Regions from separate parts of the Homo sapiens genome. Here regions 1, 3, 4 and 5 are each linked to region 2. A link is a contact called in ENCODE Hi-C or POLR2A ChIA-PET data. All regions are on one chromosome and are shown on one strand. The core of a region is the stretch at or near the end of the contact, and the rest is flanking DNA. Distances in the headings are between cores, read along the strand shown. Region 1 holds the start of SKAP1-AS2 (SKAP1 antisense RNA 2). Region 2 holds the start of CALCOCO2 (calcium binding and coiled-coil domain 2). Region 3 holds the start of SP2-DT (SP2 divergent transcript). Region 4 holds the start of PNPO (pyridoxamine 5'-phosphate oxidase). Region 5 holds the start of SNX11 (sorting nexin 11).

The links. A loop is a pair of places that touch in the nucleus more often than their neighbours do. ChIA-PET counts read pairs that join two places held with the same protein, here RNA polymerase II (POLR2A). Pooled maps may share reads with other maps.
Region 1: a loop to region 2 is called in a map with no recorded cell type, with 5 times the contacts of the local background. The contact joins the promoter of SKAP1-AS2 here to the promoter of CALCOCO2 in region 2. A Hi-C loop is called at or near these places in 1 of 37 single-sample maps with no recorded cell type and 5 of 50 pooled maps. POLR2A ChIA-PET finds 5 or more read pairs at or near these places in 1 of 52 experiments (activated CD4-positive, alpha-beta T cell).
Region 3: a pooled map shows a loop between it and region 2 (6-fold over the local background). The contact joins the promoter of SP2-DT here to the promoter of CALCOCO2 in region 2. A Hi-C loop is called at or near these places in 8 of 50 pooled maps. POLR2A ChIA-PET finds 5 or more read pairs at or near these places in 2 of 52 experiments (SK-N-SH and endothelial cell of umbilical vein).
Region 4: a loop to region 2 is called in a map of CD4-positive, alpha-beta memory T cell, with 10 times the contacts of the local background. The contact joins the promoter of PNPO here to the promoter of CALCOCO2 in region 2. A Hi-C loop is called at or near these places in 1 of 168 maps with a recorded cell type or tissue (CD4-positive, alpha-beta memory T cell) and 8 of 50 pooled maps. POLR2A ChIA-PET finds 5 or more read pairs at or near these places in 2 of 52 experiments (Caco-2 and naive thymus-derived CD8-positive, alpha-beta T cell).
Region 5: a map of naive thymus-derived CD4-positive, alpha-beta T cell shows a loop between it and region 2 (3-fold over the local background). The contact joins the promoter of SNX11 here to the promoter of CALCOCO2 in region 2. A Hi-C loop is called at or near these places in 2 of 168 maps with a recorded cell type or tissue (naive thymus-derived CD4-positive, alpha-beta T cell and posterior cingulate gyrus), 9 of 37 single-sample maps with no recorded cell type and 17 of 50 pooled maps.

The regions. Positions count from the first base shown.
Region 1 is chr17:48,290,979-48,296,544 of GRCh38, reverse strand. SKAP1-AS2 (SKAP1 antisense RNA 2) reads right to left here and starts at 2,198. Exons shown (of 2, transcript NR_131240.1): 1 at 2,030-2,198. The region is part of intron 4 of SKAP1 (src kinase associated phosphoprotein 1); the gene reads left to right.
Region 2 is chr17:48,828,909-48,833,927 of GRCh38, reverse strand. CALCOCO2 (calcium binding and coiled-coil domain 2) reads right to left here and starts at 2,893. Exons shown (of 13, transcript NM_005831.5): 1 at 2,850-2,893. RefSeq lists a silencer at 2,478-2,637 and an enhancer at 2,008-2,889.
Region 3 is chr17:47,893,941-47,899,399 of GRCh38, reverse strand. SP2-DT (SP2 divergent transcript) reads left to right here and starts at 3,584. Exons shown (of 3, transcript NR_135480.1): 1 at 3,584-3,697; 2 at 5,442-5,459. It overlaps SP2 (Sp2 transcription factor), which reads right to left and starts at 3,164. Exons shown (of 7, transcript NM_003110.6): 1 at 3,107-3,164. The coding sequence starts at 3,113. SP2-AS1 (SP2 antisense RNA 1) reads left to right here. Exons shown (of 3, transcript NR_103857.1): 3 at 97-1,014. RefSeq lists silencers at 2,665-3,094, 4,643-4,937.
Region 4 is chr17:47,937,657-47,942,823 of GRCh38, reverse strand. PNPO (pyridoxamine 5'-phosphate oxidase) reads right to left here and starts at 1,253. Exons shown (of 7, transcript NM_018129.4): 1 at 1,011-1,253. The coding sequence starts at 1,148. SP2-AS1 (SP2 antisense RNA 1) reads left to right here and starts at 1,420. Exons shown (of 3, transcript NR_103857.1): 1 at 1,420-1,477. RefSeq lists an enhancer at 1,207-1,501.
Region 5 is chr17:48,103,904-48,109,148 of GRCh38, reverse strand. It overlaps SNX11 (sorting nexin 11), which reads right to left and starts at 1,383. Exons shown (of 7, transcript NM_013323.3): 1 at 1,311-1,383. RefSeq lists a silencer at 1,218-1,377.

The DNA.
Region 1 (5,566 bases), core at 949-3,448, 540 kb after region 2:
TATTCTGGCAGCATATATGGTATTTTGAAACATCAAAACAATTTTAAAGAAATCTATGCTCTTATGCCAGTCGTGGGTATTACTTGTTTTAGGACTTTGAAAGTATTTCTTTTATACTATAGCTGTTTTTTTAAACAACAACAACCACCTTGCTTCATTTTCCTTTTTATTTTTGAGCTGTTTGCAACCTATTTTCCAATAGTGAGAAACAATGCAATTAATTTTCTCCAGCGCAGTCATGCATAGATTTAATAAGCATCCGAAGGTAGGATCCATCTGTAAAGTATGCATTGCATGCTAAATTACTTCTCTTCTGTGGTTTTTTTTTCTTTCCAAACCTTAATTAATTGAAGAAAAAAATGTTTATTAAAGTGGGAACAGGCTGGGCTCTGGCTCTCCATCTCTGGTTCAAAAGTTCATACAATTCCCTGAAGGCTCATCTGAATGTGTGTGTCTCCCTCTCACAATCTTTCTTTCTCTGTCTCTATAGTAGGGATAAATGCCTAGAAAAGGTGTATTGTTTTGTTCCCAGGATCAATTTTAATAATCTTGAGTAAACTAAGTTTTTCTATATACAGATTTGCATATATCGTATGTGTATATGCATATATGTTTTGCATATATTATATGTTTACATAAATAGTATATACACATAGACACATAAATGTGTTATGTACTCATTTTCCTAATGCTTAGAATTTTAAAAAATTGGTATATCACTCTCGGTGATATCTTTAAACAGGATGTAGATGGAGACCGGAAGTATAATTCTACAGGTGGATCTCAGACAGGAAATTAAAGGAATTACGTATGAAAAGAAGCTAGATCCTTATGGATAAATTTGTGCCAGACACAAAAATATTAAATATATCCAAATAGAGCAATGTTTACCCATAAACAGCGAAAATGGAAAAAAAAAAAAAAGAGGAAGTGACTCACTGCTATGAGAGGCTTTGGAAACTGAAGACATTTCCTGATCTGCAGCAAGCTTTCTGTGACCTAGGTGAAAAACGGCAAGCTTATTGTAAAAGAAAAAAAGTATCTTTAAAGATGGACTCAGAATTTTTTGAATCCTTTCAATTGCTTGCCTAGGATGTCATGACCTTCCTTTTCTTTTTTCAAAGTATGACTTTTTTCTCCTTATCATATGCTACAATTTTTAGGTCCCTGCTTTAAAAAGAAAGGAAATACAAGTTGTAGTTTATGTTCAAATTACTAGTTTCTCTTTTTAGTTTAAAGTACAATAAGTCTTCTTCCTTAACACAAGTAAGGTTTGCACTGTCACTTCCAGATTTAGACGTCTATGGAATCAGAAAGCAGTGCTGAACTTGACTGTGATCTTGCCCGATTGAAGTCAACTTCCTTTGCCCAGTTGCTTCGTGCAAAACATAGTGATCATATAAGAGTCTAGCAGAGGGCTTTCTACAGGTTGTTTCATTCTCTGTTTTAGACTTTTGTGCCTAAAACTACTGGTCTGTTAGTCATTTAAATTTTTACAAATAGCCATTTAAGTTGGGAAAAAATAAGCAGTACCAAAAGCTATTTTACTTTGGCATAGATGCAGCCTTTGTCATGCTGGCTCTTTTTGTCACATAGGTGTACCATCATATACCCTTACCATGTGTCAGATGAGCCATGGGGACATTCCTGGAAAGAACTTTAAGGAATCAACATTCCATATTTTCCTCTCAAAGTAACTGTTGCTACTATATATTGACATGTCCAGATTTAGGCCACTTTTGAAAACTTGTGAGTCAAATCACATGGAGGTGATGCTGAAGTATCATCACCACGTAACAGCCATAATTGATGTCTTGGGAACTTGAAGACTATACTATATAGGTCATGTACTATGTAGGGCATCTATTTATGTGTATAACATGTCATAATTTCCCCACACCCAAATTTCTGTGACTTTTGGAGGAATCTTGATAATTGCTTTCTACACAGATTTTGGTTTAGACTTCTGCGAAAACCCTGAATTGAATAGCTGTGGGTTTCACAAATTACATGCATGTAAACAACATACCTTTGAAAGGAGGATGTGTGGACCCTTTCTCCTATATGCTTATGTCTCTGTTGTCGTAGATTGGCGTCCTTTGTGAGCTATTCAGTGACATTTCAGAACCATTTTGCTCTGCAGAAAACCCGCAGTTGTGTTTCTTTAGCTGACACTGTGGCACTTGCACTCGAAATTGCTAGTTAGAAAAAAAAATTGTTGAGGCCGGTGGCTGTAATCAGCGTTGTTGCTGTCTGTTTCCTCAGACTAATAGCAGAGAGATCCGAGTCTGAGAGTTCAAACAGAGGTTATCTTTCCCAGGTAGCATCTCGTCCAACGAGAATTTGATTTTTTTCTATAGGACTTTACTCCATTAGATTAATGAAATTTCAATGAGAGCCTGGCGCCCCCTGAAGCTTTGTTAAGAAAACAAATGGTGATTCTGTAGGTGTGACAGCTTGCTTGGAGAGTTACCAGAAGGTGAATACATCCCCACAATCCAGGCAGCCTGGAACACATTGATCTCTATTTAAAGCACCAATCGGATTTTTGTTAATTATAAATGATTGATCTGCAGTTTTTTCCTCTCTCTCCTCTTATATGTGTGGTTCCCCCTCCTTCCCGCACTTCTAACTTCTTTGCATGCTGAGCGCAGAGCTTTTTGTTTAAAGGAACAATCATAGAGAGCAAATTATAGCAATACCCGGCAGCAATGCTGCTGTGAATGTCAATGTCAGAGCGTTCACTGTTCATCCGACAAAGGTGAGCCCTGAAGTAGATTTCAGTCTGACTCCATGTTCCCTCTTTACTTAGCTTATTCCTAAAATAAGGGATGATTTTAACAAAAAGAAAAGCATAGAATCACTAGAATAGTATTATAGATGCTATCATTATTACGTTTTAAAAGCTGACTTGTAAGCCTTGTACACCAATTCCACAGTGCTAACTCAGAACCTCGTATGTACCAGGATATGATGTGTGATCAAGCAAGCCCGTGTGGGACAACTAGGGAAATATCTAAGGGATATCCAAGGAATATCTTAAGTAAACTAAGGGAATATCTCTGACCTTAAATCTCAATTTATAGGCATTTAGGTGATTAATACACCTTTTATCATCTCTGTGGAGTAGTTTTAAAATAATGTTTAGAAGGCTTACTGAATTCAAAAACAGACACATGTATTATTCCTGATAATTGCTCACCACACATAGTTCTGAAGACCACAGAAGAACATTCCAAGCTTCTTTGTGGATCTATTTTAGTGAAAGTATCTGAGCTTTAAATGTATTTATTTATTGAATATAAAAGTACGTAATTCCTTCTAGTTATTTATAACATATACAATACATAAAGAAGTTAATTTATGCAGCTCTTGGAAAACATATTTGTAAAAATTACAGCTTAAGGATTACAGATATTAATATATTATATTGAAAACTACATAGATTTCACAATCTAACTCAAATGTAGATTTTTTATGAATGTGTCTTTCTTAAGTTTGAGCCTTTAATTAAGTTTTACGACGTATATTTTCAAGTTAGAAAAATGAACTTGCCCCAGTGTGCTTTTTTAAAAATTGTCTAAATAATCCACAAGAGATTGTTCTAGACCAAGAATCTTACAGTAGTTTATAGTTTGCAGTGACAATCCTCTTCAAAATCCTTTAGATTTGAAAAATTGTTACCTCATTTATTTGTTCTGAAACTTTGCTTAACTTCCTTATGAGTTGCAGTATCAGTAATTGTGTATGATAAATTCAACAGCATAAGAGTAATTCTGCCTTTAAAGCAGCAGCATGAAATGGTCAAGACCTGCAGTATAACTTACCATATCTCCCCATGCCCAAAATTCAGTGACTTTCTGAAGAAGCTTGCTATTGCTTTATGAACAGGTTCAAAGTCTATAATACTCATCCAAATATGAGAGGTGTTCTGACAGAACTTCCCCATAAGGTAATTATTTAATAATCTTGTAAATACTGTTGGGAAGACTAGATTTAAAGTATAATTTTGTGATGTAGTATTTTTTCTTGGTATCTTAAAATATGTATTTTTTCTTTTTATTGTTGCTTATTGTGTTTATCTCATTTTAAATTAGCAAAACTCATGAAGGCATATTTATAAATAGTTGTAACTATGACTTTTAAAATCAGATTTTGAATCAGCCAGAAAAAAAGCGATGTGTTTTTGTTTTTTTGGTTTTTTTTACAAATGTTAGCACATCAGAATAGTTGTTAACATCAATGACTAAACGATTGACCAATGACAACATTAAGAAATGAGTGATCATGACAAATTCACCAAGTTACTTTCATGAAATGCTTCCAGAGGGCTGATTTTAAAATGTTTTAATTTTATCCCTGTTGGAAGTTTTCTTTTTTCTTTTCTTTCTTTCTTTCTTTTTTTTTTTTTTGAATAGGCTAAACTAATGATTTTCATTAGTGTATTTGTGATTTATGTGATTTTAGTAGGTTATACCAAGGTTAAATAATTTAAAGAAATAAACCCTTATCTGATATAAGATAGCTAATGAAGTATATTAGATACTTGCCCTATTGCTATATGAAGTGGATCTCCAAAGCTAACAACAGCTTTCTGCAGGAACACAAATCTCTATATAAATATCCAAATGTAGCAAGATGTTGCAAATTTTTAAAGATATGCCATAAAAATAGATTAACGCTAGTATGCAGTCCTGTTCAACTGAATTACAAAGGGATATCATGGGATTGCCAGTGACATTCACATAAATAAAAAATCAATTCTTAATGATGAGGCAGACTTGTTTTAGCGCATTACCCAGGTTAAATGAGAGCGCACAAAGACATCAACTCCTATAAGACTAGCGGAATCATTGTATATTAATATGATTTAGGGAGCTACACACCTCAATGGAATAATTGTTATTATATCTATAGAGCCAGATGGCACTTGGTGTAAACAGCCATTGAGCACCTCAAACACAAGTGTGGCAGGTGATCTTTAAGATGTTCTTGCATCCTGCTCACTCATCTTATCATTGGAATCTGCGTTACTGTTTGCAGAATGATTTGATTGCCAGTACGCAAATTTTTCAGAATGGTGCTGTTGTTCAATAGGAACCTAAGAATATAGAATGTCCTCAGCAAGAGAATAGATGAAGCAGAATAGATGAGGCAGCTGTCTGGATTTGTGTGGGTTAGCACTGAATTTTTTACAAGAAAGAGAACAGAGAGAGTAATTTTTTTTTCCAGCACCAGTGGCCCCAAAATTCAGAAATTTTAAAAATTAACTCTCAAATTTTCAGTGAAGTGGGCTTTAGTAATTACTATTTTCAAAGTAACCCCATGAAGGTGGTCAACAGGTATAAAAATTTGTGCTTGCAAAGTTAGAGAAATGCAAGTTCTGAGCAAAAGTTTATGATTTTGTTTTTGTTTTTGTTTTTGTTTAAGACAGGGTCTACTCTGTCACCCAGGCTGGAGTGCAGTGGTGCCATCATAACTCATTGCAGCCTCAAACCCCTCCTGCCTCAGCCTCCTGAGTAGCTGGGATTACAGGCGCATGCCACCACAGCCAGCTAATTTTTTG
Region 2 (5,019 bases), core at 1,644-4,143:
TGAACTCCTGGACTCAGGCGATCCATCTGCCTCGGCCTCCCAAAGTGCTGGGATTACATGCATGAGCTACCGTGCCCAGCCTACTTCTGCTCTTTCTAACTGCATCTGCAAACTACACTGATAGGTTTTTTAGCAGAAAATTTTTTAAATGGCCAACATGTTTACATTAGCCTTTTTTATACCAGTGGGCATATATTTCAAGAGAAATGAAGACTACAGATTAGTTCACAGAAGGAAATCAAATGCTTCTACAGGCAAGAAAGACATGCAAATCAATTCTTCATTTGAGAACAGTAAAAACAAAGATAAAAGTCAAACCCAATTTAATTGGATTCCTTTATCTTTCTGCTTACTTTTTTTCTTTCTTTTTTTTTTTTTTTTGAGACAGAGTCTCTCTCTGTTGCCCAGGGTGGAGTGCAGTGGTGTGATCTCAGCTCACCACAACCTCTGTCTCCTGGGTTCAAGTGATTCTCCTGCCTCAGCCTCCCAAGACTACATGCATGTGCCACCATGTCCGGTTAATTTTTGTATTTTTAGTAGAGACGGGGTTTCACTATGTTGGCCAAGTTGGTCTCTAACTCCTGACCTCGTGATCCACCCACCTTGGCCTCCCAAAGTGCTGGGATTACAGGCGTGAGCCACTGTGCCCGGCCTTCTGCTTACTTTTCTTTCTAAACGATTAGCAATTAGCAAAAATGGATGAATTGATTTGAATCCCGTTTCTCCCTGGCTATGGCAGAAATGCTTACACATAACCAGCCTTAAAGAATACCAGCAGTGGATACTATGGGTGTGTGTAGATGGCCCTGAAACAGGTAGCAAAAGCAAAGACACAATCACTGGTCTTCAAATTATCGAGCCATTTGCTCTAGCCCAAAATTTCCAAGTTAATTCTAGACCCTTACCTAAAATATGAAAATGTTTCAGAGTGTCTTACAAAAATTTTACACCCCAGGAGGCCTTTATTACTACTCATTAACAATTGTTTGAATTTGCTGTCCAGCTTTTTCTAAACAGGCCCTCATCTCACATCCACACCACCATAGTGCTGGCGCCAGTTCTAGGGGAAGATGGAAAAAATAGTTCTGGGACATCAGGTGCGGGCAACTGGAAACTCTGAAAGGCTCAAAGCTGTGTACTAATCTCCATTTTACTGAGACCATCCACTTTTCCCTTGACAGGGGTGATTCTAACATGCCATGTCCCTGTGACATGGGCAGTGACAGTGTTTGAAGTGTGGTGGAAAGGGGACTAGGCTAACAGCCAAGGGAGCTGGGTTCCTATCTTAGTTCTGCCACTCTGAGAGCTTGGCCAAGTCACAGTACCCTTTTCTGGCCTGTTTCCTCATCAGCAAAATGCATGGCTAAGGCTAGAAAATCTTCAAGGACCTTGCCTGATATAATGATGATCCTAAGTGAAGGAAAAAAGAAGTGAAAGAGTTCATTTAACTCTCTTTTCATCTAAAAATAATTAAGGATACATGACATTCTATCAATACATACTGCCAAATTAAATTTTTGTTTGTTTGTTTTTTGAGACGGAGTCTCACTCTGTTGCCCAGGCTGGAGTGCAGTGGCGCCATCTCGGCTCACCGCACCCTCCGCTGTCTGGGTCCAAGCGATTCTCCTGCCTCAGCCTCCCAAGTAGCTGGGATTACAGGCGCCCGCCACCACGCTCCACTAATTTTTGTATTTTTAGTAAAGACAGCGTTTTGCTATGTTTGCCAAGCTGGTCTTGAACTCCTGACCTCAGGTGATTCTGCCCGCCTGGGCCTCCCAAAGTGCTGAGATTACAGGCGTGAGCCACCGCGCCTAGTCAGCCAAATTAAATTTTTAAAGAGCCACAGATGTACTATCTGACTCGAAAGACAATATGACCTGTTAGTGCCAGGTAACTCAGGATTATCGACTACCTTTTTCAAGGCCCTTTCCATTCCACAGCTGTCATGTCTGCCAAAGGATAGAGTTTCCAGGTCCCTTGAAAATACCTGGGAAACTGAGCCATCTGGATATTCCTTAATCATGTATTCTCCACAAGCTACAAAGACCTACCACATAAAGTCCTTTACTTGCAATGGTGTTTCCAATAATAGAATAAGTTATATTATCCATATTTTACTCAGCTCCAACCATGGTCACTTGTTGGCTTGCATGTGAAGCAAGAATCCAAGTGATAGAAAAGAGTTAACACGTCCAGTGGGGTTGAAATAATATACGAGTGGGAACATTAGCTCCCAAACTAAGCTGGGTCAGTGGTGGAGGGGCAATGGATTAACTGTAGAGGCAGGTCACGACACCGTCTTTCCTCCTGCCTAGAACGTCTTCTCCGACAGCTGCAGCATGCAAAAGGCAAGGCGCTTCAGGGATCAAACCTACTCGTAAAGGGGGACACTGAGGCCCAAAAAGAAAGTAACTTGCTCAGGGTGACGCAACAAGGCTCCACCTCCGCCTCGAAGCCAACGGCGATGACATCCAGGCGAGGGATTACGGAACCACCACAGCCTGGGCCCGCGGGAGGGGACGGGACGCCACGACCCGTGGGGCGGCAGCCGCCGCCTCAAGACCCTCGCCGCCGCCAGGGGTGTCACTTCTTCCCGAGGAGCCTCCCACCCTGCCACACAGCACTGCAGCGCTGCCCTCCGCAAGACAAAACTGCCCCGCAACCCTCCCGGGCCGCGGGAGGGGCTCCAGGGCCTTCAGAACACCACTCCCACTATCACCCCAGAGGGTGAACTGCGGTGAGAACCGAAACTTGCCACACCTCTACCCCCGTGGCCCCTTCTCAGGACTGCAAGTCTGAATGTGGGCACCCCGAGGGCCTAACTGCCCCTTTCCACTTGAGGCACTCACCAGGGACAGCAACCAGCAGCGGCGCGACAGCAACAGGGCAGAGTGGGACGGGGGCGGGGCTAAGCACCCAAGGGAGAGCCCGTCCCGCCTGCCCCGCCCACACGTCACAACGGTCAGCAAGCCCCGCCCCCGCGCGGCGCTTGCTGGGACTTGTAGTGTTCAGGTGACCGGGCCCCAGGAGCGGTCTTCTGCCTTTGATGGCTCTCCTAAGTCCTGAGCAGCAATCTCACCGAAATAAACCTACTTCATCCCCTGGAAGAAGCTGTTTACTTTTCTTTTTTTTCTTTTATACCTTTATTTCTTTTTTCTTTTTCTGTCGTCCAGGCTAGAGTGCCATGGTGCGAACACGGCTTACTGCAGCCCCGACCTCCCGGGCTCAGGTGATCCTCCCACTTCAGCCTCCTGAGTAGCTGGGACAACCACGGTGCCCATACGGCGCCCGCCACCACGCCAGGCTAATTTTTGTATTTTTAGTAGAGATGGGGTTTTGCCATGTTGCCTAGGCTGGTCTTGAACTCCTGGGCTCAAGAGGTCCAGCTGCCTCGGCCTCCCAAAGTGTTGGGATTACAGACCTGAGTCATCGCGCCTGGGCTACATCTTTATGTCTTTCTTCCCTGAATGAGAAAGCTTTATACATTTGAAGGGCCATTAAGAGGTCATCTTCATTTTTCTCCTGGGTCCACTTAACACTACTTCACGAAGAGTCTTTATTTTTTTTGAGACAAGGTCTCACTCTGTTGCCCAGGCTGGTGTGCAGCGGGGCGATCTCGGCTCAGTGCAACCTCTGCCTCCTGAGTTCAAGCTATTCTCGTGCCTCAGCCTCCCCAGTAGCTGGGATTACAGGCACCCGCCACCATGCCCGGCTCATTTTTTTGTATTTTTAGTAGAGACGGGGTTTCACCATGTTGGCCAGGCTGGCCTTGAACTCCGTCTCAAAAAGAAAAAAGAGAATAAACTCATGGCCAGGCACAGTAGCTCACGCCTGTAATCCCAACATTTTGGGTGGCCGAGGTGGGAGATCTCTTGAGCCCAGAAATTTCAGATCATCCTGGACAAGATAGGGAGACCCTGTCTCCACAAAAAATAAAAAAATTAGCCGGGTGTGGCGGTGGGCCCCTGTAGTCCCAGCTACTCAGGAGGCTGAGGTGGTAGGATCACTTGAGCCTGGGAGGTGGAGGCTGCCATAAGCCATGATCACACCACTGCACTCCAGTCTGGGAGACAGAGCGAGACCCTGTCTCAAAAAAAAAAAAAAAAAAAAAAAAAAAGAATAAACTCAGTAAGAAAAGAATTCTGCTAAGTCAATTTAAAGAAAATCCCCCATCCTTAATATCTAATAACCCTGGCCTGCCTTCAACAAGAGTCCTGTTAAGTTGGTTTAACAAGAATCTCCTTTTAGTAATTTTCCATGCAGTGACCCCTCACTCTGCTTGTTGGCTATAAATCCCACTTGTCATTATTGTATTCAGAGTGCAGCATAATCTCCCCTTTGGTCCTGAATAAATTCTTCCTTGCCATTTTAACAAGTTTCAGAATATTTTTTTCTTTAACATCCAGAAGATGTTAAATGCTGTATATGCTGTCTATGAAAGATTAAATTTGGAAGTGCCCCTTCTTCCACTGTTTAAATGTGGAAAGAAATTTTTCTGTGCCATCTCAGGCAGGGGAATGAGCATTCCTTTTTTTTTTTTTTTTTTTGTCGAGACAGAGTCTTGCCCTGTCGCCTAGGCTGGAGTGCAGTGGCATGATCTGGGCTCACTGCAACCTCCACCTCCCGGGTTCAAATGATTCTCCTGCCTCAGCCTCCTGAGTAGCTGGGACTACAGGCGCCCGCCACCACGCCCGGCTAATTTTTGTATTTTCAGTAAAGACGGGGTTTCACCATATTGGCCAGGCTGGTCTTGAATTCCTGACCTTGTGATCCACCAGCCTCAGCCTTCCAAAGTGCTGGGATTACAGGCATGAGCCACCACACCCAGCGGGAATGAGCATTCCTAATCTGCTTCCTCACAAGACTGGTGGCATTCAACTGAGATGAACGGATGGTGGGAAATGATGAGTAAGCCAGGAAGTGGGTCATCCGTCTAAAGTTCAAATCACCTTCTGAGTTACCAAAATAATATCTTCCATTTTAAACTCGGTCTGCAGGGACAAGTGCCCTCAGTATCCT
Region 3 (5,459 bases), core at 2,335-4,834, 940 kb after region 2:
AGCCTGACATAGAGAGACTATGCCTCTATTATTTTAAAAAAAGAAATGTCACATATTTTTACCCTCTTCACTCATCTTTCCACCTTGCTCCAATAGATTGCTGACAGAAAAGTGAGACCTCCTCCACCCCAAGGTCTCCTAAGAGAATGCTGCTAGCCAAAAAAAGATCTGCTGATAATTGAGGAAGAGCATCTTTAAAAAGACACTCAACTACATTTCAGAAACATAAAGATCTAAGTGTTGGCTCTACAAGGGAAGAAATAAAGAGAAAGAACTTTTTTTCCTCCTACAACAGGTCTAGACAACGTCATACAAGGAGTTGCACGCATATCCAAAACAAAAGCAAGGCAAAAACAAGCAAAAAAGCAACAAATGCATTCCAAAATGATGTCCATTTATCAGCCCAGAAATGTACTGGATACTGGTTTAGTTCAGCCTGTAGGTGCTGGGAAGAAATTCCGACAAATCCAAGTCAGTTGCAAAAAGGGAAAACTCCAGACATATCACCCAATGAACTTGTAAGAAAGCATATGAGCTTCCCTGAACAGATTTTACTCCAGGTTTGCAGCCCGCAAGATTTAAGATGGGGCCATGAGGTTAAATCTTGTAAACTCAGAAGTGTTCACGCTACTGCATCCCTAAACTCTGTAACTCTCTACATACTCTTTAAAGCAGTGTTTCTCTGCATCTTTCATTCCATAGCCATTGTCCACCTGATCCAAAATATCCTAAGTTTTTCAGTGTTTGGAAGCAGGGTTTCCAATTTTTGTGTATACAGAAAAGGGGGGTGTGTGTGAAAAAATAAGTATTAGAAAAAAAACATGTTATACATATCTATCACAGAAATGAGTGGGCAAGGTTTAGAAGATGGCTGAAACCAAGCCAATACTAAGGTCTACTGGTTGGCTGCAACAAGTTTAAAATGTCTTCATAAGGGCCCTGGTTGGGCAATACTATACTTGCTGACAGTACTTGGGATCTGCCACAGACCTATAGCAAAGGACTGTTCAACTTCTCCAAAAAGCTGGTATTAACCACCAGAAGAAATAAGAAGTTCAAGGCCAAAATATCCAAATGAACCAACCACTCTACTTGCTGAAATGCCATAAAGCTTCTTTACCCCAGACATTTGCCCAAATCTTATAATTTCTTTTCTCCTCTCTGACAGGCCTCTCCAGAGGCCCAAACTTTAATAGAATCTGAGAGAAAAAAGTGGCCAGTCTATCTGCTGTCCAGAGTGATGCCAAACTCTTTCTCCCGGAGCCAGTTCTCCCCGTTGGGCAGTCAGGTGAGGATCCGATTATTAACAAACTCTACTTGGGTCTCCTTGGCAAAGAGTTTCTGGCTTCAGCAGCCTAGCTCAGGGGGGTTCATAATTATGTCAGACTCGCTTTTTTTCTTGTAGTTGCTTTTAACCAAAGAGGTTAAGCCTCTGTACAACCAAGAGGAAGAACTAGAATTAGAAAACTTACCAATCGTCCCAGCCAATGATAATCCATTTCCAACAGGTATTAACGCCTGTTAGAAGCCACTGGAACACTGACATCATCAGCCCAATTGATAGGTTGTCTGATAGATTCGCCCCCTTCATCGCACACAAGAATTTAAAACAAAACAAGACACTGCAGTTATATTCATTATTGCAGACAATGGGTTTCTTTGTGTTAGTAATTGAAATTACTGCTGTGGTCTGGACTCCACCATTATTTCCTTTGCAGCCTGTGAGCCAGCCAACACTCTAAACTTTCTAGCCCTAAAAATTGTATCATCCAGAATACCAACTCAATACAGCCCTCCACTGTGAAACTGAATGCCTTCTGGGGTACAGCATGAAACCGTTTTAGACAGTGCATGCCAGTGCACCTTGAAACAGTGTCCATCTGTAATGAAATCTGTAAACGGGAAACTTGGGCCAATTCATTGTTTAAAGCAGATCTACTGGCTCATACCTTTCTCTAGGAAACAATAAGTGAACAAGAAGTAACCTCAGAAGAAGAAAGAACTTTGGGAGAATGCACTGAGAAAGGCCAGACTGAGTCCCCTTGGATGAAGTTAATTAAGAAACAAACATGACAGGATATTGCAATCAAAACCAAGGAATGCAGTGAGGACAGGTTTCTCAGTTGCCCAGAGGAGAAAACATAGTTCCTTCTGAACTAAAATTAGAAAGCCGCTGGCAAGGAAACATAAGAAGCATGGATAAGAGGCTGAAAACCGTAAGTCAGCAATGGGGATGGAGGTGGGTACAGGAAGAGAGCGAGTATCTATTTTGTTTTATTTCTTCTGTAATTCCTTAAGATTGTTTGCGCCTGAGCTTTGGGACTGCAGTAGTCTCCCCTACGGGGCGTCAAGTAACAGGCTGGGAGCTCTGGCAAGAAGTTCTCAAACTTCTCACAATTCTGCTAAGAGCTTGCAGATATCTAGCTGGAAGATCAAGGATCCAAGTAAAAACATTAAAGGAAGGTTTTTGCCCACTCCCCGGTGAGAGGTCATCTGCCCAGGGAGTGCTCTCGTGTCCTGACACCATCGCCCGACTGGGGATATATCAGTAACCGGGCTGTCGTCGATGCCGAGCAGTGCCCATCTGGTTGGCAGCGTCCGGGTCTCAAGCGTTCCCTCGCCCCTCTCTGTTCTCCGGGGAGCCCTGAATCGCTGGTGGGCATCTACAGTTAAGAGTGCAGGAAGGCCTCTCAGACACGGGGCGAACACAAGGGCTGTTGGCTGCCTCCTCAGAGCCGACCCAGGCATAGTTCGCCCAGGCGGGAGAGCGGCGTTGAAGTGGGTCGGCACCCGTCCGAGGGGTGCCAGGCCACCCCGGTGCCCGCTCCTCTCGCCGGCCCCCGGAAGCGCCGCCCTCCCGCCCGGCGGGCTCCGAGGGGGCGGGGAGTCGAACGCCCCCTTCCGGGTGCCTCCGCCCGGCTGGCCAGCCCCGCTCCTCCTCCGGGCGGGAATCCTCCCTCCCCCGCCCCTCCTGAAGCCGGGCCCCGACGCCAGACCCAGCCCCAGGGGGGAACCCCCGGCCTCGGCTCCCTCTCCCCGCGGCCTCTGCCCGTCTTCCTGACCCTTGGGGGCCGGGAAGACCCCGCCGGCAGCGGCCGGGACCCACCGCTCATTACGACATCTTCCTCCCTGGCCTCCGCCGCCTCCGCCGCCACCGAGAGCCTGACACCGCCCGCCAAGCAACCGCCAATCCCGGAGCCCGCCACCGCCCGAGCGACGGCAGCCTTCACCAATAAGCGCTTGGAACATTGGGGACCGACAGCACTATTAACCAATCAACCAGAGGCGTCTAGAGCGACGTTGATTTGACCAATAGGTCTGTGCAATGTCACTGATGGACGGTAGAGCGCACCAACCGAAAGCCAATTGAATAATGAGTGACATGTGCATCAGCCAATTGGAGGGAGGCAAAGTCCCGCCCGCTGGGTGGTTGATGTACAGCAACAGGAAGCTGGAAGGGGAGGGGCTTAGCCGAAGAGTGCTTTTGTATTGGTCGAGGTTGACCTTCCACCCACCTCTAACCCAGAGGATGAATGATAGATCTGCCCTGAAGCCAATCAGAAGTCCTTAGGGTGAGGCCCACAAATGCCCCAGAAATAGCATATACATTGCGCCCTAAGTCCAGTCTCGCCCAGGTGTGGCAGGAGCTTTTACCTGCTCTTCGGCAGTAGCCGGCTGCCACTCAACCCCATGCCTGGTGAGTGGAAAGCCATCAACCTTTTATTTAGTCCCTCTCTCGTTGTCGCCTGGGGAGGGGCGACTTTGTACAGTGAGGCACTGGGGTCCGGCACCATAGTGGGAGTTGGGGTTGTTTACGCGACACTTCTAAGGGGATTTTCACAATCGGTTAAGCCCCCGTTAATCCTCACATGGTTATTGCGGCGACCCCCATAGCCCACGGTCCCAAACGTGTGCATCTGAATCATCCGAAGCTCTTTCTAAAGGCAGGCTCCCCTGGCCGCCTCTCCTAATCCGACTCGGTACTTCACGGGGCGTGCCTAGAATCTGCATTTTAGCAAGGGCCTCGCGTGGACAGAATTGCACGCTTGAGTTTGAGAAGTACTGCTTGGCCTCTGCCCCACTTACCCTTACCTTCTTGAGATGAGGTAAAGCACTTGGTAGGCACTAGGCGGGTAGGTTTATCTTTGCTCCCAAGTCTCTTCCGAGAACTTGGGAAGGCTGCCTAGCTTAGTGAGGGAATCCATTCTGGCTTCAGACCAGTCTGGGTTTGAAACCTACACATCCCACTAACTTAGGCAGGGTACCGAAACTCCCTGAGCTTCATGTCCTCATCAGTAAAACGAGGTTAATCACACCTACACCTTAGCGCGATGGCTTAAAAAAAAAAAAAAAAAAAACAAACAAAAAAAAACATAGTCCATCAAGAGAAATACATTTTGCATACAGACCAGTACACTGCTATTTGTATGAGAGTGTCATAAAGTTTCCGAAAACAATGCTTACTACTTGTGACGCACTGATAGTTTCTATGCTTATCCTATCCTATCTTATTCTCCTTCTTGTTGATCATGACTGGCAGTTTGAAAAACACTGCTAGAAAAGGTTGGTGTGATAATACAAAATGCAGAGCAGAATACCGGGTACACAGTAATTGCTGAATAAATGTTAATAGCCTCTTCCAGTCTTCTCCTCTCAGTGTTAGCCTTTGAAAAACAAGACTTTAGACAATAATACTCCTCTAGTAAAGATCCTTCATGGGATCCGTATCTCCTAGATAAAGCCCAAACTCCTTTCTAGGCAAAGTCCTCCCACTCTTTTTTCTTCTTAACCTCAGCATCCACCAGAGGACACACTCTTACTGGTGTATCTTTCATGCTTTATCTCCTCCCTCTACCCCCGTTCCCTTCCTACAAATCCTACCCTTTTCCCTCCAGGAAAGATTCCAGGTTCCTAAACACTTACGCTTTTTTCCACTAGTTGACTTCCTATGTGACCCTTCCCTTCTGGTAAACCCCTATGCATCCATGGCCGGATGTGTTGGCTCACACCTGTATTCCTAGTGCTTTGGGAAGCCAGAGGCAGGCGGATCACTTGAGCCCAGGATTTCGAGACCCAGCTTGGGCAACATGGCAAAACCCCATCTCTACAAAAAAAATTAGCTGCATGTGGTGGTGCGCACTTTTAGTTCTAGCTACCTGGGAAGCTGAGGTGGGTGGATCACTTGAGCCTGGGAGTTTGAACTTAAAATGAGCTATGATCACACCACTGCACTCCAGCCTGGGTGACAGAGCGAGACCCTGTCTCTCAGAAAAATAAATAAACTCCTATGCATCCTTCAAGACCCTGCTCAAAGTCTGCATACCTCACTCCTGCCCAGCCATAGCTTCTTCCTCCTCTGTGCTGCCCTGGCACATGCAAAAGAGCTTCTCTCTCACACACTATTTCCACACTTTTATTCTCACTTCTTACTCTCCTGCTAGACTGAGCTGTGGTAGAAG
Region 4 (5,167 bases), core at 4-2,503, 890 kb after region 2:
CTCCCAAGTAGCTGGAATTACAGGCACGCTCCAACATGCTCGACTAATTTTAATTTTTTGTAGAGACAGGGTCTCACTATGTTGCCCAGGCTGGAAAAACTGCATTTTAAACAAGCGTTTCTAGAAATGCCCACATGCAACCAGATTTGGCAACCAGGGCCCTGGACCCCAATTCCTAAAAGGTTCTCTTGGTTCCCCTCCTGAGGAGCGAAAAGGAAAAGAACTTCCCAGTGGTCAGCAGAAAGTACTGAAGGCAGTAAGCTAAGAGCTTTCTCCTCCCCTCCTCCCCGAGCTAGTCCCCTTCCCCCATATTCCACTTACTTTTTTGTCAAACAGTTTGTAAGCTGTTTGTCACTGTACCCACCTAAAGAGGGGCCCATGACCATGCCCACCTGGCACAAGGAGGTTTGGGTGACCCCCAAATCTCCTTGCCCCAGGGGGTGGCCCCAGAAGCCCTGAGGGGCTGTTTCCTCCTACTCCCCTCCCCCCAGTAGATGACTCCGAGGACCCCTCTTCCCCCGCCCTTGAGGGAGGCCCAGCACAGTCCTGACATCCATCACATGAAACCCCGATTCATTCATCACTAGCTGTGGGACTGAGCAAGTTATTTGACCTTGCTACCTGTCGAGTAGCAGGGTTCTAAGCACTTTACAAACATCTTAGACCATAACATCCCCGTGAGGCAGATACTATCACTTCCCAGATGAGGAAACTGAGGCCCAGATACATTAAACATTCCAACCCAGGCAGGCTCCAAAGTTCGAGCTCTTACCCATTACGAAAGGCTGCCTTTTGAACCCATCTTCATTTGCGTTTCCCCGGAACTCCTCCCCTGGTGGGATGTCTTTGAAGCCCCCTTTTCCCACGGGGGGTGATCCTCAAACCTCCTTGCCCCACCGGGTGGCCCCAGAAGCCCCGAGGGGCTCCTACTACTCCCCTCCCCGCTGTAGATGACTCCGGGGACCCCTTTTCCCCCGCCCCTGCAGGAGGCCTGGCCCTAGCGGCGGCACCTCTCGGTCCCCGCGGTAACTCTTGCGCATGGGTCCCAGGTCCATGGCAGCACTGCGACCACACAGGTGACTGAGGTAGCCTGGCCACTCGGCAGGTCGCCCGAACGTCGCCGTGACGCCCCGCAGCCAGCACGTCATGGGGGGCCGCCGGCCACGTGACCCGGCTGTGGCCCGGCACTGGGTTCCTTTGAGTTCGGAACCAATTTCTCACCCTGGACTTCTACCCCGGGGAAGGAAGGATTTGCCAGTCGCCCAACCAAGCTAACAGGTCCTAAGTCCTCGGAGCCAATGAGTTTCCAGGATCGGAGGAGGGAGACAGACACGGAGAGGTCATTGGTTGGAGCTTTTCGGTAACGAGGCCAATTAGAGCGAGAACAGAGGAACCCAGCGGCCAATGGGTAGCGCCTTTGGGGGCGGGAGCAGAGAGACAAGGAAATGCTGTCACCGCGGTTAACACGCACGTGGAGGTTGGTTAAAGGTATAGGAGGATCTCTTGCAGCTCAGGCGGGGCGGAGGATGTGTCCCGGGGGCTTGAGGGGAGTAGTCAGTATTAAGTGGCTGGCCCATAGTAGGTGCCTGTAGGTGAGCTTAGGGCAGGAAGTACCCCCTGGGAAGGGAGACTAGTGGAATGGGAAAAGAAAAATGGAAAATGGAATTAGGGGCCAGACTCTGAGGCAAGGTGATGGGGACACATAGAGAAAAGGGTAATCTGGTTGTGGGGAGAAATTAGGGCATGAGAGTGGGAGAGGTTGAAATGACTTGTGGACCATGCCCCGAGTGGGGAGGTGCAGTGGGGTGAGGAAGAGACGGTGAGGTGAGAAGGAAGATGGCTGAATGGGAAGGGGGAAGAAGGAAATTTGGGACCAAGGTATCCCAGACCAGAGTGGTTTTCCTCTTCTAGTTTTGGTTTTGTTTTGTTTTGTTTGAGACGGAGACTAGCTCTGTCGCTCAGGTTGGAGTGCAGTGGCGCGATCTCGGCTCACTGCAACCTCCACCTCCCGGGTTCAAGCAATTCTCTGCCTCAGCCTCCCGGGTAGCTGGGATTACAGGCGCCCGCCACCACGCCCGGCTAAGTTTTGTATTTTTAGTAGAGACGGTGTTTCACCATGTTGGCCAGGCTAGTCTCAAACTCCTGATCTCAAGTGATCTACCCGCCTTGGCCTCCCAAAGTGCCGGGATTATAGGCGTGAGCCACCGCGCCCGCCACCTCTTCTAGTTTTAAACCCCTTCCCTCCAGCCTCATTTATTTAAGCAAGGGTCAGAGCATTTTACTCCCTTTGCTCATGGTTTCCCCTGCCATGGTGCACTGGAGTTCATAGGAGCCAGTGTCCTGGTAGATAGCAAGGCTGCCAATGTCCCATTTCTCCAGGGTCTCCCCAATCTTTGTCAAGCTTCCCTTTTTCCACATTTTGCCCATGCTAGGTAGTAGGAGTCTAGCCCCTAGGTCAATGCAAGCAATTGCCAACTGAGAGTACACTGAGCAGGTGGCTGTGCATAGCCTTTCCAGGCTGTGGATGCAAGGCTGAAAAATGGGAAACCCACTCATGCCCAGTCCAATTCTGAGCTGGCTGGGGCGGCCTTGGGTCGAGACCTCTCTGTAGCCCTGCTTTCCACCAGCATCAGGAAGGGGAACTGCAAGAGCCATCTAGGCAGGCACCCAGGACTGTGCCAGGTAAGGGGAACTTCCTGGCCTGGCCAGGTGTCTGCATTACAGCTGAGCTTCATGAAGCCCTACATTAGATACCTGTCATCCTTTATGTGTACATAGCTTGAGCCAGATAGAATCTGGAAGACAATTTTGCTGCAAAGAAATAATACATGTCTCAAGGCTTAATGATATTGGTCTATGGATTCTCCACTGGTTGGATTTTTTTGTGCTGCCATCATTTTCCTCCATCAGCATAATTGAGAGAAAGTTGAGTAGATTTACTTTCCTGTTGAAGTTGTCTTTCTTTTTTTTTTTTTTTTTTTTTTTTTTTGAGATGGAGTCTTGCTCTGTCGCCCAGGCTGGAGTGCAGTGGCGCAATCTCGTCTCACTGAAAGCTCTGCCTCCCGGGTTCACGCCATTCTCCTGCCTCAGCCTCCCAAGTGGCTAGGACTACAGGCGCCCGCCACCACGCCCAGCTAATTTTTTGTATTTTTAGTAGAGATGGGGTTTCACCACGTTAACCAGGATGGTCTCGATCTCCTGACCTTGTGATCCGCCTGCCTCAGCCTCCCAAATGCTGGCATTACAAGCGTGAGCCACCGCACCTGGCCGAAGTTGTCTTTCTGTATAAGAACATTGCTGTACTCCTGCCCTCCTAAGCCCCTGCAGTTGAACCTGTGTAAGCAGTAGTGAGTGCACTTCAACTCAGATGGGTTTGGTTCATGGGTTTTTTTTTTTTTTTTTTTTGAGACAGAGTCTCCCTCTGTCACTCAGGCTGGAGTGCAGTGGCGCAATCTTGGCTCACTGCAACCTCTGCCTCCTGGGTTCAAGCCATTCTCCTGCCTCAGTCTCCCAAGTAGCTGGGATTACAGGCGTGTGCCACCACACCTGGCTAATTTTTTGTAATTTTAGTAGAGATGGGGTTTCGCCATGTTGGCCAGGCTGGTATGGAACTCCTGACCTCAAGTGATCCACCCACTTCGGCCTCCCAAAGTGCTGGGATTACAGACGTGAGCCACCGTGCCTGGCCATGGGGTTTTTCTTCACACTCAGCACTCCTGGGCTGCTGCTACCCTGGACCTGGATTCTAGGACACCAAGACTAAGATCATCTATGTACTTAAAAGCCAACAGCTCAGTATAGTGGAAGTAGATACATATTTATGTATTAATTCAGTAGACATTTGTTAAATACTTCCTTTGGACCGGGCACTGAACCAGGTCTGAGAATATTGAGATGAAGATGACAACCCGGGCTTGTAGTCTATAGGGGGAGGCAGATTTGTGAGCTTAAGAGTTGTTGCAGATTTTTTTTTTTTTTTTTTTTTGAGACAGAGTCTCACCCTTTCACCCAGTCTGGAGTGCAGTGGCACAATGTTGGCTCACTGCAACCTCCGCCTCCTGGGTTCAAGAGATTCTCTTGCCTCAGCCTCCTGAGATATTTTAACGGGTGTTTCTGTACAGTAAAGAGGAGCAAAAAGAAGAGGATCAAACAGTCAGGAAAGGCTTTGTAAAGGGAGTGGACATTTGATGTCTTAATGAGTAAGTTTTCGCTAGATGGACAATGGAACAGGCGTCCCAGCAAGAGGGAACATTGTGAGTAAAGGCATGGTGCACTTGGGGGAACCTGGAGACATGTAATACTGCTGGAGCAAAGGTGATGAGAAAACAAGCTGAACAAGCAGGCAGGGATAGGTGCTCCTTGCTGCAGAGTCATCATGCAGGTGCCCAGGGTCAGGCTTTTAGACACAATGATTCTGATATTTTATCCTGTGATATTTTTTAGCCTGTGAACCAGTGTCTAGTTCCTGCTTTTTAAAGACCAGATGGGGAGAAAAAGTGCTAGATTCTGACAGCGTCTCCTTCCCTTGGCGATTAGCAAAGAAGTGTGCAGTTGATTGCCCTTTTGTATTTTTCCCTTTGTCTTGAGGATAATAAGTAGACTTGGGTTATGTTTTTCTGCTTAGTTGGATTTGGTTTCTGGGTCACAAAGCAGCCCCTCAGTGCACAACCAGAAGGGAAACAAGCCTGCTAGCTACTTTTGCTACTGACGCAACCACGAGCAGGGACTTTCTGAGTGGGAGAAAGGAATTATTTTACTGTTTCAGTCTTCTCTTGAGAAAGTCTTAAATGAATAGAAAATACATAGTAACATTTTTATTGTACAGAGAGGCACACTGGTTTCTCAAGATGAAACAAAAAAGTCTGCATGGCCGGGTGTGGTGGCTTATGCCTATAATCCCAGCACTTTGGGAGGCCGAGGTGGGTGGATCACTTGAGGTCAGGAGTTTGAGACCAGCCTGGCCAACATGGTGAAACCCTGTCTGTACTAAAAATACAAAAATTAGCCAGGCATGGTGGCGGGCACCTGTAATCTCAGCTACTTGGGAGGCTGAGGCACGAGAATGGCTTGAACCCGGGAGGCGGAGGTTGCAGTGAGCTGAGATCGTGCCACTGCACTCCAGCATTGGCAACAGAGCAAGACTCAGTCTCAAAAGAAAAAAAAAAAA
Region 5 (5,245 bases), core at 134-2,633, 720 kb after region 2:
ACAGCCTGGCCAACAAGGCAAAACTTCGTCTCTACTAAAAATACAAAAATTAGCTGGGCATGGTGGCACAGGCCTGTACTCCCAGCTACTCGGGAGACTGAGGCATGAGAATTGCTGGAACCCAGGAGGCGGAGTCTGCAATGAGCCAAGATCACACCACTGCACTCCAGCCTGGGCGACAGAGCAAGACCCTGTCTCAAAAAACAAACAAATAAACACTGGAACAAATACAAAAACCTAGACACCAAGTAGTAATTTCTAGCAACCACTCTTCTCCATTAGATTCCTCCCCACAGATACCACTCCTCAAAAGAAAAAGCTCAGTTCTGCCTCTGGAGAAGCAGCAGGAAGTTCCTAACTTTAGTTCTCTGATCTGGGAGATGGATCTGTACTTCATCCAAATAAGGCTAGAGTCAGTGACCATAGCTAGTTACATAACTTAGTGTTAACTACATTTTCTGGGCCCTTTCAACCACATCTGAAGTTTCCTTTACTTTCTTCACCTGTACCAGCACCAGTAGCTCTGGTGAGTACCCGATTGTTTGCTGTTTACAAAGTAGATTCATCGTAAAGCTTTCTAATATAGTAACAATGCAAGGCTTTAGTCTCACCATTTATTTTCTCTCCCATTTAAACAACTTCAAGAGACAGGTTAAGAAACAAATCAGGTGATAAAAGTAGATGGAACTACTGAGACTACCGTCCCTTCTTACTCAATCTTGAGCCTTTAGTGCCAGATGGCAGAAAGCAATTCAAAAAGCTCTCGCTCCAATTATAAATATCACAGGTACTAAACAGAGGAAGCTCCCAGTTCTGACCAAGCTCTGTGTGATCTCAACCAAGCAGTTATGCTCCATCTTTTTGTCCATCTCTAATCGTACGCCTTTCACTTGGAAGGTAAGTAACAAAGGCGACCACAATCTACCGCCAAGTCTCCCGTGTCCACGTAAAATACTCGCCATTGCCCCCAGTCTTAGCCATTTAAGTAAATGTCCCCAGAGTCTTTTACTACGGCCACTCTTTCTCCATTCTCAACAAACTAGGACCGAAAGGTCCACATGGTCCTTCTTTCTTTCCGATTAAGCTTGGGGGGTAGGAAGTGAAAGATACACTTTGAAGGTAAACTGAAAAGCCGGGTTTCCTTTCTTGGATCCCGAGCAAGCCCTTGCCTTAATCCCGGGTGGTAAGAGAGTCCCTCCCTAGGATGTAAAGCGATGCCACCATCCCGAGTGCCACTACTGACGCTCAAGCCCACGCCCCCTCACAGGAGAGCAGCACCCACTCCCCAGGCCCCGCCCACGCCCTCTCACCTGAGAACAGCACCAGCTCCCCACAGCGACACCGCCCGCGCCCCACCATATAGCCAGATCACGGCTTCTCCTTCCGGGTGAGTCGCCGGTGCCCCGGTGCACGACGGGAGACGCCCCAATCCCGGGTGCCCGGGACGCCCCGCCCCTACAGGCCCGGGCTCTGAGTGGGATTCCCGCTTCCGAATAGCGCGGCTCCGCTGGCCAAGGCCCCGGACTGGAGTCGGGATCCCCCCTCCACTCACTTGGGACGCCGGAGAGTGCACGCAGGTGCCGGGTGAGGGACGGCGAATGGATATCCAATCCGGGGCCGCGTTCCGCCCACTGTCAGGGGAAGCCAATCAGCGGCCAGGGGGCGTCAGCGACGGGCAGCCAGTGGGTCCCGGGAGCAGAGGGGTGTAAGGGGGTTGTTACTCTTGTTCTCGCTATGCGAGGGATAGTCTGCAGTGTGGGAGGTTCGGGGCTTTAGGAAGCCCACATCCCTGGATCCTCACTAAGTCCCGAGAGCCACCATTTGAACCTCGTAGTTTGCTGTTCCCCAGCGGAGCTATCAAGGGGACTCCGATTCAGATTCGTAAAGCCACGGACCGATTGTCAGAGTGAAAGTCAGACTCGAGAGGGTCCGGCGACTCAGATTGCTCACACCGAAACAAACTCGAAGCAATATCATGCAGCTAGGGAGCAAGAGAAAGCCGTTCAATGTGTTGGTGGTCTTTTAACAACTTATTTAAAGATAATTTCAGCAAGCCTAGCGCGGTGGCTCACGCCTGTAATCCCAATACTATTAGGGAGGCCGAGGCGGGAGGATCGCTTGAGGCCAGGCTTGAGACACGCCCTACCAACTTAGGGAGACCCTCGCCTCTGCAAAATATTTTAAAAATTAGCCGGGCATGGTGACACGCGCCTGTAGTCCCAGCTACTCGGGAGGCTGAGACAGGAGGATGGCTTGAACCCAGGGGTTCGAGGCTGCAGTGAGCCCTGATCACTGCAGAGCAAGACCCTGTCTGAAAAAAAGAGAGAGAGCTAAAAGGAAGAAAAGAGAGGAAAGAAAAGAAAGGGGCCGGGCACAGTGCCTCACGCCTGTACTTCCACCACTTTGGGAGGCGGAGGCGGGTGGATTACCTGAGGTCAGGAGTTCGAGACCAGCCTGGCCAACATGGTGAAACCCCGTCTCCACTAAAACTACAAAAATTAGCTGGGCGTGGTCATGGGCACCTGTAATCCCAGCTATTCAGGAGACTGACACAGGGGGATTGCTTGAACCCAGGAATCGGAGGTTGCAGTGAGACAAGATCGCGCCATTACACTCCAGCCTGGGAGACTCCATTGTAAAAAATAAATAAATAAAAAGGAAGATAGCTGGGTTCTCCTATGTGCTTCCCCTTTCTCTGTTGTGCTCTGTTGTTTTGGTACATTAAGAAAATTCAGCCTTATATAGCTATGTAGTTGAGAAAAGGAAGAGTATTTTTAGCCTTCTCAAACAATTCTGAATACTCTTCTTTGATACTACCCAAATTCAACAAATGGTAACTTTTCTTTGCTTTTTTGAGACAGGGTCCTGCTCTGTTGCCCAGGCTGGAGTGCAGTGGCAGGATCACAGCTCACTGCAGCCTCAACCTCCAGGGCTCAAGCCATCCTCCCTCCTCAGCCCTTGGAGCTGCTGGGACCGCAGGCGTGTGCCACCATACTCGGTTAATTTTTAAAATTTTTATACAGATAATTTTTTAAGTTTTTAAAATTTTATACAACATAGAGTCTCCCTATGTTGCCGAGACTGGAAGTGTTTATTTATTTATTTTTAAGTACACACCACCTTGGAGATGGAGTCATTTCTTAAAGGTTAAGTGTGATAGGGAGTCAAGCCATTTAGAAAATACTGGTACAGAGTTATGCAGATCAGCCAATGTTGATGCATTTATTCAATGTAAAAAAAAATCACATTTATTAAATTCATCACTGATCTCATCAGGAAAGTCTCAAGAAACTGCCTACTGACTAGCTGGGATTACAGGCACGCGCCACCATGCCCAGCTAATTTTTGTATTTTTAGTAGAGATGGGGTTTCACCATATTGGTCAGGCTGGTCTTGAACTCCTGACCTCATGATCCACCCGCCTTGGCTTCCCAAAGTGCTGGGATTACAGGCATGAGCCACCGTGCCTAGCCTCACATGTCTTAATATTAAGACAGCCTCAACCTCCTGGGCTCAAGTGATCCTGCCACCCAAGCCTCCTAAGTAGCTGGGACCACAGGTGTGTGCCACCATGCCCGACTAATTTTTTATTATTATTTGTATAGATGAGGTCTCACTATATTGCCCAGCCTGGTCTTGAACTCTCAAGAGATTGAGACCATCTGGTGGTGTGTGATTGTAATTCCAGCTAGTCGGGAGACTGAGGCAGGAGAATCACTTAAACCCGGGAGGCAGAGGCTTCAGTGAGCCAAGATCATGCCACTGCACTCCAGCCTAGTGACAAAGTGAGACTCCGTCTCAAAAAAAAAAAAAAAAAAAAAAAAGAATGGTATACAGGACAAAGGCAGTGATGGCCCTCTCCACCTTGAAACACACATATAAGAGCCAGAATTTACTAACACAATAAATATGATACATCTGAAACTGTTGCCCTGTAATGTACAGTTTAGGAAAATGATGACATTTAAATAGAGACCTCAGGGAACATGATGGCTGAACTTCAATATTAGAAGAAACATATGAAAGAAAGATAAGGCTTACTGTGTGGCTACAGATGCCAGAATTAGGGAAAATAGGTGGCATCTCCATGGGGAGCAGAATTCAGCTCAATACAAGGAATTAGGGATGGCAGCATTTTATGTAGACAGAAATATGGTTTGGGTGTTAGATAGAAATGAGATTAAATCAATCAAGAATTTATGGCCAGGCATGGTGGCTCACATCTGTAATCCCAGCACTTTGGGAGGCCGAGACAGGTCAAGGCCTGCTTGAGCCCAGGCGTTCCAGACCAACCTGGACAATGTGACAAGACTCTGGCTCTACAAAATAGAAAAAATTAGCTGAGTAAGGTGTGGCTCAAAGCTACTCAGGAGGCTGAGGGGGAAAGATGACTTGGGCCTGGGAAGTTGAGACTACAGTGAACCGTGATTGCACTACTGCACTTCAGCCTAGGAGAGAGAGTAACATCCTGTCTCAAAAAAAAAAAAAAAAAAAAATAGGCCGGGTGTGGTGGCTCACACTTGTAACGCCAGCACTTTGGGAGGCTGCAACGGGGGGATCACAAGGTTAGGAGTTCAAGACCAGCCTGAAAACACAGTGAAAACCCGTCTCTACTAAAAATACAAAAATTAAGGCTGGGTGCGGTGGCTCACACCTGTAATCCCAGCACTTTGGTAGGCGGAGGCAGTGGGACCACTTGAGGTCAGGAGTTCAAGACCAGTCTGGCCAACATGGTGAAACCTCCCTCTACTAAAATTACAAAAATTAGCCAGGCACGGTGGCGGGCGACTGTAAACCCAACTACTCAGGAGACTGAGGCTGGATAATTGCTTGAACCCGGGAGGTGGAGGTTGCAGTGAGCCGAGATCTCACCACTGCCCTCCAGCCTGGGTGACAGAGCAAGACTCAGTCTCGGGAAACAAAAAAATTAGCTGGGCATGGTGGTGGGCACCTGTAATCCCAGCTACTCGGGAGACCAAGGCTGGATAATTGCTTGAACCTGGGAGGTGGAGGTTGCAGTGAACCGGATCATGCCACTGCACTCCAGCCTGGGTGACAGAGTTAGACTCCGTCTCAAAAAATAATAATAATAATAAATAAATAAAATAAAATAAAAAATAAACCAGAAGTGGTGGCTCACGCCTGTAATCTTAGCACTTTGGGCGGGTGGATGCCTGAACTCAGGAGTTCAAGACCAGCCTGGGCAACATGGTGAAACCCCCGTCTCTACTAAAATACAAAAAAA